Linked DNA regions of Mus musculus: region 2 is linked to region 1. A link is a loop called in an ENCODE intact Hi-C map of the cell type or tissue named here. Cell type or tissue: left cerebral cortex. All regions are shown on one strand. Each heading gives the region's core, and the rest is flanking DNA. Links, peaks and the distances in the headings are about the cores only. Region 1 holds the start of Atp13a3 (ATPase type 13A3). Region 2 has its middle 17 kb from the start of Gm52252.

Evidence for each region. A loop is a pair of places that touch in the nucleus more often than their neighbours do. Peaks named below come from ENCODE experiments on the same cell type or tissue, not always from the same donor. Only the 100,000 strongest peaks of a DNase experiment are listed, where the experiment ranks them.
Region 2: a loop joins it to region 1, with 3 times the contacts of the local background. A loop is called at or near these places in 38 of 42 quality-filtered maps.

What each region holds. Positions count from the first base shown.
Region 1 is chr16:30,384,232-30,392,784 of GRCm38, reverse strand. Atp13a3 (ATPase type 13A3) reads left to right here and starts at 4,255. Exons shown (of 34, transcript NM_001128096.1): 1 at 4,255-4,437; 2 at 5,133-5,178. In left cerebral cortex, for the core only: a CTCF peak has its summit at 3,881; DNase peaks (open chromatin) are centred at 3,894, 4,610, 4,874, 5,476 and 1 more place; H3K4me3 peaks cover 2,289 bases; H3K27ac peaks cover 1,912 bases.
Region 2 is chr16:30,499,289-30,507,841 of GRCm38, reverse strand. No RefSeq gene overlaps it. Among named protein-coding and RNA genes, the nearest start is that of Gm52252, 17 kb to the left of the region's middle. In left cerebral cortex, for the core only: a CTCF peak has its summit at 3,566; DNase peaks (open chromatin) are centred at 3,592 and 8,256; H3K27ac peaks cover 427 bases.

The sequences.
Region 1 (8,553 bases), core at 305-8,304:
CTACAGAGTAAGTTCCAGGACAGCCAGGGCTATACAGAGAAACCCTGTCTCAAACACAAACAAAAAGCAAAACAAAAACAAAAGGAGACAATAATAGGGCTGGAGAGACAACAGTTGTTGAGAGCACTAGCTGCTCTTCCCAAGGATCCAAGTTCAATTCTCACTATCCATATTGGATGTCTCACAAACAGTTCATCTCAAGGTGGTCTGGTACCTCAGCCTTCTGTGTATGCTCACCTCACTCTCACCATACAATTTAAAAAACAAAATAAACAACAACAACCAAGCTAGGCAGGGAGGTATGTATGGTTCTGTCTTGCAAGAAAGGAATGGGCTATAGGGATGCAGTTGAGAGTTATTAATGTACAAGCAGATGATAGCTACACCCATGGTAGATAAGGTTACCTGGGAAGAATATGTCATTGCATACACTAGAGGTGTTACCTTTCGTTTTTAGGCAGTGTGTGTGTGTGTGTGTGTGTGTGTAAGAGAGAGGACAAAAGAGTAAAAAGGAGTAATAAAGAGGAGGAATTCTAAGACTACGTAATTGAACATAATTGATAGAAAAGGTGTCTCAAAGAGAAAGAAGAGATCATGGGTGAAGTAGAACAAACCTGAAGTCTCAGCACCCACTGGAGGATTGCCACAAATTTTTAAGCTATTCTGGGATATATAGTAGGTTCCAATCAGCAAGGTGACATAGAGGGACAGTGTCTCAAAAATAAATAATGGACTGGAGAGAACCGAGAGTCTTCAGAGGATCCAGGTTCAATTCTCATCACACACATAGCAGCTTACACCTGTCTGTAACTCCAGTACCTGGAGGTGACAACCTCTTCTGGCCCCACAGGATACCAGGCAGTCATGTTGTGCTCAGACATGCATGCAGACAAAACACTCATACATGTGAGTTGCCTTAGTTTGAAAAATTTGGTTGGGCTGGAGAGATGGCTCAGTGGTTAAGAGCACTGGCTGCTCTTCCATAGGTACTGAGTTCAATTCCTGGCGACCACATAGTGGCTCACAACCATCTGTAATGGAATCCGATGCCCTCTTCTGGTGTGTCTAAAGACAGTGACAGTATACTCACACACGTTAAAAAAAATATATATATATATTTTTAAATTTTTTTAAAAGATTTATTTATTTATTATATGTAAGTACACTGTAGCTGTCTTCAGACACTCCAGAAGAGGGAGTCAGATCTCATTGTGGATGGTTGTGAGCCACCATGTAGTTGCTGGGATTTGAACTCCGGACCTTTGGAAGAGCAGTCGGGTGCTCTTACCCACTGAGCCATCTCACCAGCCCCCTAAATTTTTTTTTAAAGAAAACTTTGGTTGAAGTCTGGGCTTTTCAAGTTTGTTTGTCTGTTTGTTGTCTTGACACAGGGTCTCCTATAGTCCAAGTTGTTTGATTTTTGTTGTTGTTGTTGTTTTTGTTTTGTCTTGTTTTTGAGGCAGGGTTTCTCTGTATAGCCCTGGCTGTCCTGGAACTCACTTTGTAGACCAGGCTGGCCTTGAACTCAAAAATCTGCCTGCTTCTGCCTCCCGAGTGCTGGGATTAAAGGTGTGTGCCACCACGCCCGGCTCCTACTGTGTTTTAAAACCCCAGTGCTGGCCTGTGGAATGGCAGGCAGGTACCAAGCCTGACCACCTGAGTTCCATCCTTGGGACCCACAGCATGCAACCAGAGAACCAACTCCATAATAAGATTGCCCTCTGACATCTGCTCTTGTGCCATGATGTGTCCCTCACCCCCACAAATACATGTAATAGCAAACCAAAAAAAAAAAAAAAAAAAAAAAAAAAAAACCTGAGTGCATTGACCTTAGGACTTTAAGTAGTTGTGCATTTTAGACAGGACTTTGGAGGCAGTGTGGAGGATGTGTTCATCCAAAGAAGGCCGTTGGAGGCTGCCAAAGAGGCATAGCTTAGAAAGAATGGGTGCCAGAGGAATGGAGGTAGGAATTTGACGTGAAACAGATAGGGCTTGGTGACTCATCATGGGTGACTCATCTATTCCTAATTTCCTAATTCAAATGGTTATGTGATGGCAGTGCTCATAGTTCTGGGAGGGGCAGTTTTAAAGGCAGAGGGTTTTGGACAACTGTTGGTGTTTCTTGGTGAGCTCTCCATAGAGATGCATGACAAGCCGTTGGATATTTGAGTCTCTGTTTGGTAAAAGGCATCTGGCTGATGTGGGAGTTCAAAGCCAAGGGTGGAGCTGATCCTCCCAGAGTTGAGTGCAGCCGAGTGGGCACAGCTGTGGGGCTTAGGTGCTGCCCTGCATTTCAGGTGCTGCTTCACAACTGGTGCCACGGAGGAAGGCAGAGAGGTCTTAGTTACAGAGACTTGACAACTGGGAGAGCAAAATCCTTTGCAAGCTGAGGCAGTAGAGTAATTTCAGAAGGTGAGAACACCCACAGTGTCAAATGTGGCAGAGAGATGCTGAGAGGTAGTACCGAGGACAGTTCTGCAATGGTGGATGACAAGGTCAAGGGTTACTGTCAGTTGAGCTCTCTCTCTCTCTCTCTCTCTCTCTCTCTCTCTGTGTGTGTGTGTGTGTGTGTGTGGTTAGTTTGCCACGAGTTGAGGAATGAGGAAGTACAGGCAGGCCAGGGGGAGACCCACTGTTTAAGAGGTGTGCATAAGAGGGTCAGAAACACTTGATGGCTAATTGAAGAGGGCACTCTAAGTGGATGGTTGGCTTGACAGTTTTATTTATAGGACCAGGAGAGGCTTGTGCTTGTTAAAATCTGCGAGGTAAATAACCAACTGCTAAGGAAGCTGTCAGGAGTGTGTGCAGGGTTTTTTCAGTTCTACCCAGACTTCCTCAATCCTAGACTACTTACGTACTCCAACACAAGTGAGCTAGGGAACACACGGAGGGCTGAAACCCAATGGGGAGCAGGAGCTGGGAAGCCACAGCTGTGGCTCATCGTCATTTACTGTGATGTCCACATTACCTGGTAAAAAGAATTTCGTGGTTGCCATCCAGCCCTTCACCACTGCGGTTGGAAAGCAGGATCAGCATCCTTACTGTTCCCATTGAAGTGTATTAGGGCCACGTATCTGGGGCACATTACCGACCCAAATGAGGTGCTACTCTCTGCTGCGGACCAAGAGGCAGGATGCTCCATGCCTCTGGTGGACGGTGCCCAAGTATGGGAACAGGAGCTGAACACAGCTGTTCCCTCCTCTAAGACAGTCAAGCAGCTAAAAGTTATGTTTGTAGGAAGGTAGGAGAACAAAGATGGCCAGGCGTCTGGGATGCAGGTGAGGTAGACTCAGAGTGGAAAGATGGCGGAGCTGGAGGCAGCAGGTGGCAGGCTCAGCTTCCCGCGCTCGACAGGGAGCGGAAGGCAGTGAAAACCAAAACCGCGATTTGAACATCCGGGCGAGGCAGTGCCCCAAGATAAATCTCCTGTGGAGGGAAGTATTTAATTTGCTTCCAGCTCTGTCGGAAGAAACTCCTCTCTGAGACCCGGCTGTCTTCCGTATGGAAGCTCTCTTACCTACCTGACTGTTCTCTGTCCCACGCCCGTGGGCTGGGCCAGGAGTTCCATTGGAATTAAAGTGTTCTTTTTGGTATAGGTGGGGATAAAGGAGGGAAAGAATCTGGGTCCAGAGCTAGGACTTTGCTCTCCACCTTGCCAGCACAGGCGTCCTTTATGATTGCCACCCTAGACAAGCCTGCACTTACCACTGGGCCTCAGTGTCTTTGTTTAGAAAATGGGGGTTTGGACTACGATCTCCTCGCATGGGAAGCGACACCTAAGTTGATCGCCTCCCGCAAAATGAGTCCTGAGCAGCATCCCGCTAGCAGTTCTCGCTTAGGCGGGCTGGGGGCCCCGTAGGCGAGGAGGTGGGCGGGACCGGAGGGTCGCCCCGCCCCCTGACGGCCCCTCCGCGCTGGGCGCTGGGATGAGGCAATCACGTGACCTCACATCCGGCGCGGGAGTCCTGAGCTCGCGGGGCGCTCCCCGTGTGCCCGCCGGCCCTCCCCGCAGCGTGACCGGGCGCCGTGGCCGCGGGGAGGGGGTCCGCTTCGTCGCCGACGGCGGGAGACCGCTTCGCAGCACAGACCGTCCTCCTCCCCTGCCGGTCTTCCGCGCCGCGCTCCCTTGTTCTCGCCCTGCCCGGCTGCACGCCGCCGCCGCCGCCGCCCCGGGCGCCGACAGCGGAGCGCGGACGCCCCTGAGCCCGGTGCGGCCCGGGCCCCGCCGCGGCGCCTCTGTTCCCACAGCCGGAGCCGCGACGCGTGGCGGCGGACCCTCGAGCCCGAGCGACCCGCGGCCGCCGGCGCCGGCCGTGGGTGATGGGGCTGGGCTGAGGAGAGGCGGCGGCGGTGGCGAAAGCGGCCCCCCGGCCCCCTGCGGCCTTTTGGCTGCCCGGGCCGGGAGGCCGCGGAGAAGGCGGCACGGCGGCGCGGCTGGTGAGTGACTGGGCGAGCGGGGTGTGGGGCGGGAGGCGAAGGTGATGGGGAGGTTGGAGGAGGCGAACGGCGTCGCCCGGGTGGCGGGTACCAGGTGGGTCTGTGGCTGCTTCCTCGACTCGAATCGGACATCACCTCTCTGGGAAGGGGTATGTGTGTGACAGGGAGAGGGGTGCGGAGACCCGGCACTGTCTGGGAGCACGTGTACGTGTGGAGGTCTGGAGTGCACCCTCTGCGTGCCGGCCGGCCCCGCTAGGCCAGCCGCTCTAGAAAGTCCAGAAGGTGATGTGCCCGGAGCAAGAATGTGGGAAGGGCCCCAGATGGGTCCGTGCCGGTGCTGACTGTCCGAAGCCTAGTTCGGCCCCAGCCACCGACGAGTAAATCACCCTACTATCAGCACACTCTACACCGATAACCGAAGTCCAGAAAGGAAAGCGGACTTGAGGTGTCAACACTCCAGATTAAAGGGAGAGACGCAGGGCCGTGAGGACTAGAAAAGCCCAGACCCTTTTTTCGCTACGTACTCTCTGGCCTCGCCTTCACACAGACTGTGGGCCTGATTGATCGCTTTTCTGGTGGGGTGTGGAGTTGGGAGTGGAGGAAGGAGTAGCATTTGTCGACTGACAGTAACTGTTTGGGGCTTCCCAGTTTGGAAGGCTTTTGTGACAGGTGTTCATTGTTTATTTCCCCCTTAGGTCTGACAGAAGCACCCTAGGATCTTGGTGTCTGGATACATAAGAGGTATGAATCACTTACATAATTAGCTCCCAGTCATTAATGTTTTAGAGCTATATTTAGTGGCTTGTATTAGTGCAAAATGAATGGTTCTGGAGTCATAAACCCAGAAATTTATGTGATTCTGAACTGAATGGAACACGTTTGAGTATGTTAATGGTGATTTTTTTTTTTTTTGATCTGTGAAGCAGGACTGCAGGATTGTTTAAATCCAAGACATGTGGGGCCTTTTCGTGACGAATACAATTATAGAGGGTTTGAGGCTAATGTGAAAGTTTATTTGTTTTTACTTACATGTGTGCTTGAGTATGTATGTGAAAGGCGTGGATGCCCTCGGAGGCCAGGCCCTTTGAAACAGGTGGTTGTGAGCTGACTGCAGTGGTTAGGTCCTAAGAGCAGCACGCACTTTTTACTGCTGAGCCATCTTTCTAGCTCCAGTGCGATTTTATTCTGGAAGGGCCAGCACGTCATTAAACGGGCTCCACCTTTGATTAGAACCAAACCTTTTTTGCTAAAACTGGCATCAGTTTTGTTTTCCTGGAATATATGTGTAGCATTCTTTTTGAGGACTGTTGCTTTGCTGAATAGGCTGTAGTTGCTAAGATAGATTGTGTGGACATCCCATCAGGGTTTGTCCAACAACTTCAAAAGTACATCAGTTTCTGGAAGTTCTTTTTGAGATGGTAAACCCATTAATGACAGTTGTAGAAGAGGAAAAAAGATGATACTGCCTCAGCCTTCTGAGTAGTTGTGTTACAGGCAGCAGCACTAAGTTTAGCAGGGAGGATACTGTTTACTCCGTTTCCTGGTGTTTCCTGGTGTCTGCTCTCCCCACTCCCCAGTCGTTTGTCACTAGTTTAGGTAGAGGATGGAGTAGTTGAGATTTTTAAACGTTGTTAGAACAGCAGTGCTTGTTTTGGTTATGGGATTAGGCAGGAAAAGTGATAATTTATATGTTTCATTTAAGTACGGTTGTAATCAGATGAAAATATTACGTGGCAGTGTAGTTTTGAAAACAAAGTTGATAAGCTTCAAGCTGATGGAGCGCTATGATTGATTTCTTAGCCCAGGCCAACCAGTAACAGAAATTGAAATTTTAATTTAGAATTAGTTTGAGAATTTAATTTAGAATTAGAATTAGTTATATAAATTCCTATATTGGCATTAAAGTAGTTTCATAGATAGTAGAAAGAAAATCTCATGTCCTATGAAGTGCTTGGTTCTGTTATCAGATATTAGCACTAACATAGTTCAACATGTTTAGTTTGCCCCTAATAACCATGTAATACCAGTTTCCCAAATGATTCTTTCTTTTTTTAAAAAAAATAATTTATTTTTATGTTATGCATTAGTGTTTTGCCTGAATGTCTGTCTGTGTGAGGGATCAGATCCCCTGGAACTGTAGTTGTGAGCTGCCACGTGGGTGCTGGGAATTCGACCCAGGTCCTATGGAAGAGCAGCAGCCAGTGCTCTGCCGAGTCATCTCTCCAGCCCCAAATGTTTATTTTTCAAATATCGATTCTTCTGTGAATAAGTGTTGGGGCTTGGGGATGTAGCTCAGTTGGTAAAGTGCTTGCTACTATGCCTGAGGCCCTGGGTGCAATCCTGGATGTGGTGCCAAATGCTTGTAATTTATTTGTGCAGGGGAATCAGAAGTTAAAGGCATCCTCAGCTACAGACTTAGTTTAGGGATGACCTGGGCTACATGAGACTCTGTCTCAAAGAAAAAGAAAAAAGAAAGAATGTGTGTTGACAGTTAACAGAAAATTGTAATAGAAAGAGTTCATGGGATTTGGGAGTCTGACCTGACTGATTACTGATTTAACTTTGTCAGTGGCAATAGTTATTGAGATATTGTACTATGTACTAGGCCCTAAAGTAAATACTTGGTAGTTATTGAACTTTCTTTTCTAGATGAGGAAACAGGTTTTGCAATAAGTTCCTAGTTACATACTTACACAAACCAAGAAATAAGAACTTCTGTGTTGTAGACAGTAATATTAAACTTAGATTGTGGTTGTCTTCGAAGTCTTTAAACTGTAAGTTGCTTCTTAACTGTTCTTCTTTTTCCCTTTCCTGTTTCATTTCAATTTACAAAGAACAATATTTCTAAGAGGCTTGAGGGCCCCTGAGTGCATGTGAAGAGGGGAGGACTCAGCTAGTTCTTCCTGAGTTCCTTTCTTACCCTATGCATTGTGTTTGGAGGATAAAATAGAATTTCAAGAGATTTTGATGATGATGGTCTTATAGGAAATGGATTCTGTGTTTTGTGATGCATGCCTTTGCATGCAGGGCTTCACAGAAGTGTAGGCAGACACTATTCAGAGCCACGTGCCAGCCCCTTCTGTGTTATTTTTTTGTTTTGTTTTATACAGGCAGGGTTTCTCTGTGTAGCCCTGGCTGTCCTGGAACTCACTTTGTAGACCAGGCTGGCCTCGAACTCAGAAATCCGCCTGCCTCTGCCTCCGGAGTGCTGGGATTAAAGGTGTGCACCACCACACCCGGCTTCCCTTCTGTGTTTTTAAGTGCAATTTTTGGTAGAGTCTCAATGCACTCGTCCTGGTTGGCTGGCCTTAGATTAAAAATTTCCTGTCCAAGATTCCCAAGTAGCTGGGATTATAAACCTGTGACTTCAGGCCAGTAAAACGGGTTATTTGGCAGTATACTTGGTGGTCTACGTGGCCTACACTAACTGTAAGTACTAAATATTAGACCTTGTATGTGACTAGAGCATACATTGAGCAGGAGTTAGTAGCTTAACATTTATTGACAAGAACACTCTTAAAATGGAGGTATGCTAAAAGTGGTTAATCTAGTGTCTGTTAAATTAATCTGCTAAATTGGTAGACTTGATATGCTCTAAAATCCTAGTGCTGAGACAAATTCTGAACGCTGAACGCAATAGTCTCCCTCTACACAGCTCCCACCCATGTAGTTTGACCTTCTGTGGTTTCAGTTAGTGATCATTCAGCTGGGGTTTGAAAATATTAAATGGAAAATTCCAGAAATAATCTAGACCAGTGGTTCTCAACCTTTGGGTTTCAACCCCTTTGGCAAACCTTTATCTCCAAAATATTTATATTACGATTCATATCAGTAGCTATGTGTTTTGAGTAGTGATAAAAATTTTGTACTGTCCCATTGTTCTGGTCTAGACCCTAGACAACTTTTGGTCTAGCACACTCATTGCCTGTGCCTACTAGTTGGTTATTAGTTATTGTAAGTATCTTTACTTATATAGCTAGCAGTTCTGTTGTCCAAAGAAAAACTAGAAATTACTTCCTTTATTTAGTTAAAGGTAAGATATTTGAAGAGAAAATATAAAAGGAGTGATCACATCCACATAGCTTCTAGTATAGTATAATGTTAAGTTGCTTCACT
Region 2 (8,553 bases), core at 284-8,283, 120 kb before region 1:
CACCTAAACATGAAAGAAAGAAAACTGCAACTGAAGAGCACATTTAAATTACCTTGAAATCATTTGGGCTTGTACCTGAGTGGATTATCTTTTGTCCTGACATGAATCTCTAGGTTTAATTTTACTAGTTGAATTCCTCATTCTCACATGGCTTAAAACACAAAAACCAGAGCTGGACAGATGGCTCTGTGTTTGAGAACACTGGCTATTCTGGCAGAGGTCCCAGCATAAATACGGCCACTCACAGGTGTGTACCATCACCTCTGGCTCTCCCTATAGACTGGCTCTTTTCAAAGGAAGCTGTCGGAGAAAGTAAAGACTAAACAGAAGGCTTTCGGTGCTAGCCCTATTGAGAAGGCTCTCTGGGACATCAATCACACTTACTAGCAAGGCCCTAAAGTCCTCAGGTTCTTCGAATGAAAGAGCTAGGTGACCAGAGGCCACTTTTTAGCCGCTTTTCAGGTGTGGCTGGGTGCCAAGCAAAGCAATACTGATGGCCAGGACGGGCTCCAGATCCCAGGTTTCCTGGCCCCGAGAAAACAACAGGCCCTGTGACTTGGATGAGGCGCCTAGAGAGAGCCGGATAAGATGCCTCTGCGGCTGTGAGTGACAAGGGTGGACTGGACTAGGGAAGCAGGACAAACGGAAAGCCTGGAGCGTCCAGACAAGGAAATTCTCTCCCTCAATTGCCTTTTCCTATTGAGATAAGATAATATACAATAAAACACAGGGCTATGAAGGGCCTGCACTCAGGCCTGGCGGAGGCGTAATACTGTCTGGTGGGTCAGGACCTGGTGGGTCCCCAGCTGGCTCTGGCCTGCTATACATCAGACAGTCGTGGATCTTAGACTCAGAAGGCAAGTCTTGACTCCTACCACTAACGAGTTGTAGGATTCTTTCTGATCTCTCTCTCTCTCTCTCTCTCTCTCTCAATAGACTCTTACTGTGTAGTCCTAGCTGACTTTAGACTCATCATATAGCCTAGGCTGCTCTTGAACCTGTCTTAGCCTCCTCATTACTGAGATTATAGTTGTGAGCCACTGGGCCTGGCTGTCATTATTAAGCTCACATATATGTCCACCTCTTCTGCCTGACAGGAAATGCAAAGAGGCCTAAGAGGCAATGAAAGAGCCCTTTAAACTCCAAAACATCCCAAAGAGAAATCCGCTGTCACCGTCTCATGGCACAAAGCCTTTTGTTTGTTCGGATTCTCCCATTTTCAGGACCAGTTCCGCTTCTCCTTCAAGCTCACCTGGTTGTCTTTCTTTTTTTTTTTTTTCAGAGTCTGCCATTTATTTATTTATTTATTTATTTATTTATTTATTTATTTATTTATTTATTTTTTCGAGACAGGGTTTCTCTGTGTAGCCCTGGCTGTCCTGGAACTCACTTTGTAGACCAGGCTGGCCTCGAACTCAGAAATCCGCCTGCCTCTGCCTCCCAAGTGCTGGGATTAAAGGCGTGCGCCACCACGCCCGGCCTGGTTGTCTTTCAATGCTCGAACACATTTTTATTATCCAGCCATATGTACAGTTAAAATGGTGAGCATGCAGGATTGAGGAGACCCTGGGATGTGTGAGCAGAGCCACACAGTGTGTTACCTTGGTCACAGAGCAGCCTTGGGCAGGAAATAGTTCCCCCCCCCCCCCCCCCCCGCAGTCAATCTAGTGACTCGCCTACGGTCCCAAGTGAGCCAGTGTCCTGGGGGAGCCAGTGTTGGCATGTCAGGGAAGATGGGAGACAGAGGGGACTGGACTAGTTCAGTTACTTTTGTTATCACTATGACCAAGGACCCACCCAGAAGGAACTTGAGGAAGAGGTTTTTTGGGGGGGCTCACAATTTGAAGGGGTGCAGGTTCTCATTGCAGGGGGCGGGGCACGGCAGCAGGACAACTCACCTTGCATCCACAGTCAGGAGGCTCAGGGAAGTAAGTGTTAGGCTCAGCTCTCAGCCCACGGGGAGCCAACCACCCTCAGGGCATGTCTGCCCCACTCTGTTAAACCACACTAGAATCTCCTTGAGATGTGCTGCCAAATCCAGTCCCGCTGACAAAGAATAACCATCAGTCTGAGATGCTGGCCTTAATGGCCGAGTCAGAGAGGCAGAGCAGAGCCCACTGAGCAGACAGGGAACCCATGCTAGAGAGTGCTCCACGAGCGCCCTACCCCTGAGCCACATGGAGCTCGACATGGAAACATCTTCCTCTGTTTCCTCAGCTGTAAAGTGAGATAGTTAATATCTTCCCATCACAAGCGGTTGTGAGACAAGGAATGTTGCTTAGTAATACTGTAATTTCACCTCTCCCTGTACGCACAGTTACTGGGAGACAGGCCAGTGCTCCAATGGGCAGTCACAGTGCAGAACAAATGTCGAACTCTCTCAAGGGACCAACATTAAATCAGACTTCACTGACTAGCCTATGAATGGGGTTACATTTCTGCCTCCTTTGCCTTTCCATATTCTTTGGCTTTTCCCTTCCTTTATAGTCATTCAACTAACACTTTTTAAATTTTATTTATTTTAATGTGCATTGATGTTTTTGTCTGTATGTATATGTCTATAAAGGTGCCAGTTCCAGGAATTGGAGTTACAGTTATGAGCCACCATGTGGAGACTGGGAATTGAACCAGGGTCCTCTGGAAGAGCAGTCTCTCCAGCCATCAAATAATACTTTCTGAGGGGTTAGTGTGTCCAGGCCACCCTGCTGGGTCTGGAAGGAATCTAAATAACACCCAGTCCTGGCCTGTGTTGTCTAGAGATGAGATCATAGCATCCAGCGAGCCTGGGCTGTTGAAAGCCAGAGCTGGGAGGCAAGTTACCAAGGATATGACCTTTGAGTCTGTCTTTGAAGAGCAGATCATGGTCTCCCAAGTAGAGAGGTCAAGAGCCCGGGGCGCATGGATGCATACATGTCCTATATGTGTATGAGTACAATTCCCCACACATGTATGACACAAAGGCAGTTTCGGCCATGCTCATGAAAACTAGACTGTTCCTGGAAATGGGACTGCCTGTTCGTTGTGAGTTGTGACGGTTACTGAATTAAAGCAACAGTTCTCCACCCTGGCCCTGCATCAGAACTACCTGTGGCTTGTTCGTGGTTTAGATTTCATTCACGTTTCCTGGCCCAACCCTTTGTGTATTATAGAGTTAGTGACTGGGTTGGGGACCCCCATAACCACGTTCACCTTTTTTTTTTTTGTTTTGCAAATTCTGAGGGTGAAAACATCATTTCATTTTTGTTTCTCTAGTTCCACAGTAGAGGCTGTGCATTTGCCAGCGTGGTGGATTGTGCCCATAGCCCTCAGCACTATGGAGGGGGAGGCAGGAGGGTCAGAGGTTCAAAGCCACCAAGCTACATAGCACACACAAATATTTCCAGTAAATGACTATATAAGCTATGTAAAGTATATACATCCAAACACAATGAATCCATCAACAAATATGAACAATATAAAGGCACAGAGAACAAAGCAGGACATAGTAAGTATGAGTAGTAAGAGACCGGTGATGGCTAAGTAAAAACCAACGGATATTAGTGGCCGTTACCGCTGCTGTGACTACTTGCTGCCTCACGGTGTCACTGTTGGACACGGGTCCTACTGTGCCTTCCGCTGGCCCCACAGGCCGTCGGGGCAGCTTTGGCCTTTGCTGACCCAGTAGTTCACCTGAAGAGCTCCTCTCTGTTTACCAGCTGCTTCCAAACGTCAGGTTCCAGCTCACGGAGCCACGCCTCCTCTCCCCAGAGCCCTGAGGTGGCTGCAGCTTTTCTCTGACTACCTTGGAACCTTAGGGTGGCAACACATCCGGATTCTCAGACAGTGAGGTTGTTCTTTGAAAGAAAATGCCCTGTAAGCCCGACGTCTGCCCAGAAGACTGTACTTAGTGGTTCCTATTAAGCTTCTAGATCAGTGGTTCTCAGCCACGCTAATGCTGTGACCCTTTAATGCAGTCCCTTATGTCGTGGTGATCCCAGGCATAAAATTATTTCCCTTGTTACTTCATAACTGTAATTTTGCTACCGTTATGAATCGTGTTTTCCAGTGGTTTTAGGCAACCCCTGTGAAAGGGTTGGTTGTCTGACACCCCCTCCTCCAGAAGTCAAGACACATGGGCTGAAAACTACTGTTCAAAGGGGGTACCCCTTTAAGACTACCAACACCTGTACTCCTGAGGAAGCCGATATCTGGGACTCCAGGGCAGGTGCTTGCTTCTTTCTGTAAGGTAGGAGAAAATCTCCCACATGCCTAATCTCTGCCTGGAAACCACATGATGGGCTGTTGTTCAAAACCCAGCAAATTCCTCTATGCAGCCAGGAAAAAGGACCAGTGTGTCAGGAGGGTTGAGCCTCATTGGTTATTGAAGGATGTCTGTAGAGAAGGGAGGTTGGGTACTTAACTCATTTGCGGCTGCACACTTCTACACTGTAGTCCACAGTGGAACTATTCATGAACCAAAGACTGGAGCTAAGTCAGTTTTCATATTACCTACCTACACACACACACACACACACACACACACACACACACACACACTGCAGACTCTCTGAAGGTGTCATGCTCACAACAGATTCTCAAGGTCTAGGCGTCTCACTAGTAATACTGATTCAGTGATATGGGGCGGGGGGGGATGGGGAGGAACCCCAAATCCTAGTAAGATGTCACAGAACAGTAGATAGGGCTTGGGCAAGGAGGTGGAGGGCTGCCTATATGGTGGTGCCTAGCTAGGGGGTTATGCAGCAGGAATAGCTCTCAGATAGGGTCCAATGCATCCAAGCTGTCGGCAAAGCTGAAAACAAGCTGCAGCTTTCAGATAAATCTCAGATGTCTTGACAAACAATATATTGCCTGTCTGGCTGTCGGGTCATAGTTTGAGATGGAAGAAAATGTGTAGATCCAAATCGGGAATCCTAGCAAGTGTGGGAGCGGAGGTACAGCCCCTGGGAATCCACGTCAGGAAGACAATTGGTCAGCGAGGGAAGCCCGGTGCACCGATGACCTCATGGCTCTTTTCTGGACACTCCCTTCCCTCCTGCCCACCTCCACCCACAGACATATCAGACAGATGACCGAATGAGCACGAGGAAAAAGTGTTCCCCGTCGATAACGCTCGTTCTCACGTGTGGCTGCCCATCCCCAGCCTTGTCCGCGCCCCCCCTCCAATGTCCCCAAGCTGAGCAAGGCTGAGTGAGGTCAGTGGGAACTCACGCTCGCGCTCGCTCGCTCGCTCGCTCTCACCAGACCCAGGAGTCTTTGAAGATTGCGTAAGGGCAAACAAACGCCTGGCCGTGCCTTAAATTCTTTGTGTGAAACAGCTCACATTTTGTTCCCTGGCTGACCACACGTGAGTTTTGTCTTCTGAGCAGTTTTTGCCACGAGAATAGTTTCATATCTCCTCAGAAGGGGTCAGCAAGGGACCCCAGCCTATGTTGAGACACACACTTGGCTCCAATGCTCCAGCCTCCAGAGCCCACACCTCAGACAGAACTGTTCTTCTCAAGAGGAGGTGGTGACTGCCCCTAACAGTTGGCTTGCCACAGCTGTGTGTGCAGTCCTTCAAGCCAGTGTACAAGTCCCAGAGCCAGGGCCTCCCTGGTGTCACCCCTGACAGAGAAAGCAAAGGGCTTCATCCACATGGTTGTGTTTTAGATCTCGTTTCTCCCGGACTTTCTTAGGCCTCCCACTTGGCTGAATATTTGGGAATTGACACAATAGCCTTACCGAAGCTGGGGTGGGCATGATGTGGTGGGAAGTCATGTGATTGTCCAAAGTGAACCAATTTGTCAAAGACCATTTCCCTCTTACCCATCCCCCACTCCCACCCCCTGCCACCGCCACACCCCACGATAAGATAGGGTCCCCAGAGCACAATAATCCTTTCCTGAGATACAATTTAGAGGCTCCTGAGAAAAGAAACAACAGAGAGGCTAATTTTGGCTTTTCTGAAACTAAAGAAAAACATACAGCCAGGCCCTGTCCTGCCCAAGGAAGCCAGGGTGGGCCCCGTTTTGTCTCTCTAGGGTATCTGCTCAGATCACCAGAGGTTTGGAGAACAATGCCGGGGTTGAGGGCAGTATGGGAACAGAGTCTGCCCCCCTCACAGCAAAGGCTGCGTGTGATGGAGCCTTGCCTGGGCTCTCTACAGACACCTAAAACAACAACCTGTATTTCAGGCCTAAAATTTTTTGAAGCACCAACTCCTTACCCTCCCTCCCCCATCTAAACTGCGAAGAGTTAGAGATTTCTTCAGACCCAGTCGTGAGAAGAGAAAACCCTGATGCTGTTCTATAGATCCTCTCCAATTTTACTATGTACACATATGCACATTTGCCTTTCCTCTGATTCTTAGAAGGATCCATGATTAGGAACAAATGACAAGCCCAGGGAGCCATACCAACGTGGGCCAGGTTTTAAAGCACTTACTGAGAATCTCCTGTCTTCTTACAGGAGTCAGGGTGAGGCTCACACATACACACGAGCGTCTGTGTCTCTGACACACTCAAGGTGTCACCCAGGCTGCAGCTCTGCAGACCACACTAGCGAAGCGAAGCTCAGAGGCACGTGGTGCTTCCGCTACCCATGAGCCTTTGCCTCAGCCACAGTCTAACGGATCTCCAGTCTTCCTGTCCAGCTCCAGTCCACCCTGTTGCCACCAGAGGGATCTCGTAGCAAATTGTCAATGTCATTTTCCTAAAAAAAAAACTTCAGTGATGGGGTTGGAGAGAGGGCTCAGCCATTGAGAGCATATATTGCTCTTCCAGAGGACCTGAGTTCAAGTCCCAGCACCCACATCTGGCAGCTCATAATCACCTGTAACTCCAGCTCCACGGAATCGGATTCCTCTGGCCTCTGAGGCCACCTGCACTCACATGTACAATACCTGCATACACACATATGCATGATCAAGAATAAAATAATCCTGGTGGTGGTGCAGGCCTTTAACCTTAGCGGTCGGGAGGCAGAGGCAGGCAGATATGAGTTCGAGGCCAACCTGGTACGTAAGTTCCAAGACAGCCAGGACTCCACAGGGAACCCCGTCTCAAACAAATAGACAAACAAAACACAACAACAAAAAAGAATAAAATAAATATTTTTTTAAATGTCTGTGCTTGGGTCTTCCCATCTATGTGATAAGTATTGATGCTTCCAAATGTGTTATAACTTGACATCATTCTCCATGATGGCACTTAGAAGCGGTGAGTTTAGTTTATCTTGAACGATATAAGCACAAGGAATCAGGCGACAGATCAGCGTGTGGATCCTGTTTGTGCTCTGAACTAACTTTGGATCATCTGCCCTCCAGTCTCTGCACATATATGAACAGGAATCATCGCAGCATCCATAAGAAGCAACTGAGCCAAGGTCATGTCTGTAAACCTTTCAGCAGCCGCTTTCACGCGCTCAGGAAGCAGGATGAGTGTGACTAATCCTGATGTGTTTACCACTCCCTGCTTAAACCATATTCTCCCAGGATGCTTGGCTCTTTCTGTGGGGAGCAGATTTCTTGCTAGAGGTGACTTTTGTTGGCCATTTCCCGTAAGTTGTCCCTCAGTTGCCAGCAAAGCTGTATTTAGCTGAGAATTAAGAGCCCTCTGTCCTAGCCAGGCTTAGTGGTGCTTGTCTTAAATCCCAGCATGTGGATCTCTGTGAGTCTGAATCTAGCCTGGGCTACTTAGTGAGTTCTGGGACAGCCAGAGCTACAGAGTGAAACCCTGCCTGGAAAAGAAAAAAGAAAATGGAAGAAAGGAAGAAAGAAAGAGAGAGAGAGAGAGAGGGAGGGAGGGAGGGAGGGAGGGAGGGAGGAAGGAAGGAAGGAAGGAAGGAAGGAAGGAAGGAAGGAAGGAAGGAAGGAAGGAAGGAAGGAAGGAGAACTCTCTGTTCAAAACAACCACGACAAAGAAACAACTGTGTCTTTTGACGTTTCCTTCTCTGATTATTGGGACTGCCCAGGAGAAGCTGCATCATAGAAGCCAAGGCCCTTGTTCTCCCTAATTAAAAGTCCGTTCATTCTTCAGTGACTTAAATGTCCTGAGGCAGCCTGTGTCAGCTGCAGAGTTCCATCCAGCACAGGGTCACAGCTGCCTAAGGTGGCTCCTGCCCTCTCGCCATCTGCGGGAGAAGAGAGGACATTCTAGGCAACATTTCCTGCCACAAAGGGCAGGTCTGGACCTGTCTGTCCACCCCAGTCTCCCTCATGTGTTTACCAAACTCTTTCACATTTTGTCCGCTGGCTTGCCCAGCTTTTATGTCCTGGCATCAGATATCAGTGTCCCGGCTGCAGCTGCGCCATTCCATCCGGAATGCGGGAACAGCAGGAAAGCTCCCAGTGGGGAGTGGAGGAGGTGATGAGAATGAAAAATGTTTGGCTTCCAGTTGTCCTGTGGGTCAGCGGAATAGCTGCAGAGGTGTTCCAGCTGCGAACCCGGCAAGCTGGGGTGGAAAGCCCTGCTGCTCATGGGGGCGGTGTGTGTCACCACCACACAGGTCCACTTCAGCCTTTCTGTTTACGAAGGGGACGAAGACTGTTTCAGGCTGTCGAGACCCAGAGGGCAA